Linked DNA regions of Homo sapiens: region 2 is linked to region 1. A link is an interaction called in ENCODE POLR2A ChIA-PET data of the cell type or tissue named here. Cell type or tissue: MCF 10A. All regions are shown on one strand. Region 1 overlaps CARMIL1 (capping protein regulator and myosin 1 linker 1). Region 2 overlaps CARMIL1 (capping protein regulator and myosin 1 linker 1).

Region 1 (2,500 bases):
ACTGAACATCTAATTTTAAACTCTCATTGGACTCATCACCTCTTCCCTTCCAAGTCTCATGAGGGCCTGCTTTAGCAAAACTGACTCCATGTTTCTACATCCTGTGGTTTCTCATGCCCACTCTGAGAAGTGAAAAAAAACAGTTGAAAGGCAAGACATCAGAGAGGGAATGTTATAGGCCAACCTCCAGATAAGTGAGCTCTAAAACGCATTTATTTGGAAGTTTAAGGCATCCAATTTTTTTAAATACACCATTTCTGGTTTCTCCCAAATAACTGTATATATACAGCCTTCCCTGGGTAAAGATCTTTAAAATGCTGGCACTATTAATGTATACAAGGTCTCTGTCCTTGACTATTTGCCTGACTGCTAACTAGTTAGCGGTGGCCCTGGCCCTGCCCCTCATCCTCATGCTGCCCAGAGTCCCTCCAAATAGGTTGTAGGCTCAGTGCTCTCATCCCCCCATCTTTCTGCCCACTATGTATCTGCAGCCTTATAGGACCAAATCTATACTGGCACAAAAATATAAAATGATAAGGATAGCAACTTGAGCAGGGAAGGTGCATCAGGGAAACAGCCAGGCCTATGGGCAAGGCTGGCAGAAGAGCCAGCAATTCCTTTCTATCTGAAGAAGAAACCCGTTCTTCCAGGGCAGGCTGCAGGCGCTGTCAAGAACAGAGTGAAAGGAGGAAGAGACCCTTCTCTCCCTCTAGGCAAAACTTCAGGTCACCCATCTTGCAAAATCTAAGCTTGGTTTTTTTTTCTTAATCATTCCCACACTCGTGAAGATAACTGTGTTTACTATGTGGGGAAAATTTTTTATTTTCAAAATAAAATTATGGGAGGTAAGCTCAGCTCATCCACAGTTTTTGCAGAGTTCTTACTGGCCAATTTGGGAGAAGAGTTTCTCTGAGTTCATCACATGCTGCCATCCACTAGAGGACAGAAGCATGACTAAATGTAAACCTTGATAAAAGCTTTTTACAACTCAGAAAGGGAAACAAGGGTTTCTTCTCTCCACTCGTTCCCCTCCTCTGGTTTTTTTTTTTTTTTTTTTTTTTTTTAACTGAGTCATGCAAAGGAAATTTTAGGCACTGGCAGAACAGAGGTGGGGCATTATAGAGATCTGCCAGCTGTTTCCTTAAATAATGCAAATCTCCTTACAACGTGGCAAGACTTCAAACTGTTTTCACTAATTTCTCAGGGAAAAAAAAAAAGACAAAAGTAATCTGAAAGTGGGGGGGATGGAAAATTCCAAAAGCTACCCCATTAGTAATACTGAGTGACTGAAGGAATAAAACAATATAAACTCTAAAAAGAAAGTTTCCCCACCAGAATATTAATCTCCCAACCAAGTAAGTGACCTCAATTAAAGAGACACATTTGAGTTTAAAAAAACAAAAACAACAAAAAATGAGTTAGGAATTAAATGAAAATTCCAGCGTTATCATGGGTGTGGCCCTCAAGAAATTTACTTTCTTACATCCATGGAGTTTTGCCTTTTTACAAGCTTATGTTTTGCAATCATCCTGGCTATTTTCCCAGAAGAAAAAAAAAATTGGTGGAACAAGGGGAAGGATGTCTAAAATTTGGAAATCATCCTTGGTATCTTAACCAGGGAAAAGCTCTCAGGTCTCTTGTCTTGGGGAATATACTCCTGTACTAAAGCAGTCAAACAAAATTTCAACAAGTTTATGACAAATAGGAAGTCCAGCCTTTGGTGAGGTCGCTGTCAGGAGTTCTATAAACCTTGGGTGCTCTAAAGTTTATCTGAGCACACCCAGATGGGAGGGGGTGAGAGGAAATATAGACAGGATAGGACAAAAAGGTTTTTAATCCTTCACCTTGACAAGATGTCTTATTTTGAAAGTGTTTAATTTAGAATGTATATAATCACCAATAACTAGATTTGAAGTTCCATGAGCACAGGACAATATTTTACCCTTTTGTTGTAATCGTTGCCTCCCACAAGACCTAGCAAATGCTATATGTGATGGATGTCAAACTACTTTTATTGACTAAGAGAAAAATAATGTCCCAGCAGTTTGACAGGCGGCTAATGCCTCCTGAGACAAAATCAGTGGCTAGTAATCGAGAGTGGGATGGGAGAATTGTGTCTTCAAAATCACCTTGGAGATCACTTTCAAACTACTTATCCCCTGGCCCTCTAAGATCATGACACACCCACAAGGGTATGCCCACTTTTCCCTTCTAAACTAAGTGTGCCATTGTTTCTGATGGGTGTGTATCATATCTATTAGGTGTGTACCTTTGCAGGTTGGGGGGATGGATGGCTAATGATTTACAGCTTTTCACAATAGAACCTTCAGGGTGAGAGGAGGGGCAAGCACCTGGATCTGATGGGTGGGGGTGGGAACTGGGGCTTAACAGCTTTTACAGATCTCCATCTAATGCTCTTTTTTTCCCCCGCTCTATATATCCTACAGCCTTATGCAAGACCTAGAGCTTCCAAATCCTGAACTTTTCTGGAGTTTTATGG
Region 2 (2,500 bases), 55 kb before region 1:
ATGTCTTTGGTTTCATTTGAAAACATTGATCTGTATGTAGCTGGTGCTTATCAGGAGGTGTTAGCTGTCTGTTCAATGTGCTCTAAGAGTGATGTACTGGGCTAATTTAACTCAAATAGCTTTATAATTCTGTCACAACCTCTCTGCAGCCGCCTACTTTTCCTAGGGCAGGGAAATGGAAATCATTTTAAGAAACGGAAAAAGTGTGGTTTAAGTAATTCAGCTTAGCTTATTTCCCTTGGGAAAAGGACAGTTAACAACTACTCTCAGAAACTAAGTAAGTCGTGTCTGACCTCTATTAGTTATTTAAATTTAGCCATACCTTTAACTAATAAAGAGAAGGTGTCCTAGTCAACTCCAGTAAGGATCAGGGTTCTCTGCTTCTGGCATACCAACTGATTTGAACTCTGAATTTCTCTCAGAGTTGTGCTCAGAATTTTACTGATAGTTCAGCTGACGTGGAAAGGTCTGAATGCAGCCGGGTGCGGTGGCTCACGCCTGTAATCCCAACACTTTGGGAGGTCAAGGCAGGCAGATCACTTGAGGTCAGGAGTTTGTGACCAGCCTGGCCAACATGGGGAAACCTCATTTCTACTAAAAATGCAAAAATCAGCCGGGTATGGTGGCATGTGCCTGTAAATCCCAGCTATTCGGGAGACTGAGGCAGGAAAATCATTTGAACCTGGGAGGCAGAAGCTGCAGTGAGCCGAGATCATGCCACTGCACTCCAGCCTAGGCGACAGACCGAGGCTCCGTCGGGGTTTGGGGGAGAGTCTGAATGCAGCACAGGAGAGGTGGTCTGTAGATAATGAAGCCAAGTGTGGGCTGTTTGGAAGTCAAGTGTTCACACATGGGAACCTGTCTCAAAATATGAATTACTTCCTTACTGCATTAATATTCTCCCTCCTTAACTCTTCCCTCTCCAAGTCTTACCCTCCTTACCTTCCTCTTCAAGCCTTAACAGGACTGAGTACCAGCAAGGGCACACACAGCCACATCACACACAGCTGAGTGTTCTGGGGGCACTGGTGATGTTGGTTTGCTAGCTCTCCCCTAGGAGGTCCTTCCAGACACAGCAGCAACCCCCACACTTCCTGCTCCTCAATGGCAGCCACCCTCCAAACCACTCCCAAACCCCAAATCAGCCCCAAGGAGACCAGGTCTTCACCCCACTCAGCAGCTTACATCCCACTTGACCAAACTGTCAATGACAACATTGCTTTGTTTGTTTTTTAACCAGCATCTATAGGGATACCCTCAGAATTCTTAGCACTAACAAAAAGAGCTCCAAATAGAGAAATTGAAACCAAAAGTTTACATCACAGATCCCCCTTCCACCAAAAAAGTAAATGTTATGCAGCACTAAACCACACCCCCCACATCAAAACTGCAGCACAAGCTTTCCGAACATTTGAGAGAAACCAATTTTCACAGTAGCAGCCAACATGTGAAAATACTTTTATTGCAAAATTGAAGAGTATAGTTCAGCAAATGCATACTGGAATGCTACTATGAGTAACTGCACAGGTGGTTATGCAAACACTGAACTCATGCTTCAATTTGGCAGAAGTATAAACATTTCTAGAATAGTACACAAGGTTCAGTTACCTAGATCTGCTAGTTAACTTCCTTTACCTCTGAAAGAGCTCCCCCAAAGTCAATCATTTTCCAAAAGAAAAGTCATAGTTAGAAATACATTTTAAGTAGGCAAGAAAAGAACACACTTATATTAAACTGACACAACCATTTTTAAATGAGCATCTTACCAGGGGCCAACCTGTACAGACATGATTATTCTCTTGTGTCCTGTAAGAGGGTGCTGTTACTTAACTTAATTCATACAAATCTTTAATCTTGAAAACTTTCATTTACTTGTATAATGTATAATGAGATCTAGTATGTGCCAGGCACTATTCTAAAAGGTTGGATATACAGCAGTGAGCAAAATAGGCAAAAATCCCTGCCTTCAGGAGGTTTACATTCTAGGAAAGAGAAAACAATGCATAGATACATAACGAAGACATAGGGGCATGTTCAAAGCTGATCAAAGTGTGATGGAGAAAAGTAAAGCAGAATGGGGTGAGGGTGAGGTGTTACAATTTTAAATGTCAGGCACAGACACAGAAAAAAGGTAACATTGTACAGAGATTTGAAGAAGGTGAGGAAGTGCCCCAAACTGCATGGAAATCTTAGGAAAGTTTTCCAGGCAGAGGGAATAGCTAGTTCAAAGACACTGAAAGGCCATGTATGGTGGCTCATGCCTGTAATCCCAGCACTTTGAGAGGCCAAGATGGAAGGACTGCTTGAGGCTAGGAGTTTAAGATCAGCCTGGGCAACACAGTGAGAGCACATCTCTACAATTTTTTTTTTTTTTAATTAGCCAGGCATGGTAGTACACACTTGTAATCCTAGCTATTTGGGAGGCTGAAATGGGAGGTTGTGAACCCAGTTCGAGGTTCCAGGGAGCTGTGATAGTGCCACTGTACTCCAGCCTGAGCAA

Evidence for each region. Peaks named below come from ENCODE experiments on the same cell type or tissue, not always from the same donor. Only the 100,000 strongest peaks of a DNase experiment are listed, where the experiment ranks them.
Region 2: POLR2A ChIA-PET joins it to region 1 with 9 read pairs; 10 of 35 experiments call an interaction of 5 or more read pairs at or near these places.

Annotation. Positions count from the first base shown.
Region 1 is chr6:25,311,470-25,313,969 of GRCh38, reverse strand. All of the region lies in intron 2 of CARMIL1 (capping protein regulator and myosin 1 linker 1), which reads right to left. Among named protein-coding and RNA genes, the nearest start is that of CARMIL1, 33 kb to the right of the region's middle. RefSeq lists an enhancer at 2,367-2,500. In MCF 10A, no CTCF peak of the experiment used is centred here; DNase peaks (open chromatin) are centred at 1,049 and 1,539.
Region 2 is chr6:25,366,036-25,368,535 of GRCh38, reverse strand. The region is part of intron 2 of CARMIL1 (capping protein regulator and myosin 1 linker 1); the gene reads right to left. The region is part of intron 2 of LOC124901281 (a long non-coding RNA gene); the gene reads left to right. Among named protein-coding and RNA genes, the nearest start is that of CARMIL1, 88 kb to the right of the region's middle. In MCF 10A, no CTCF peak of the experiment used is centred here; no DNase peak of the experiment used is centred here.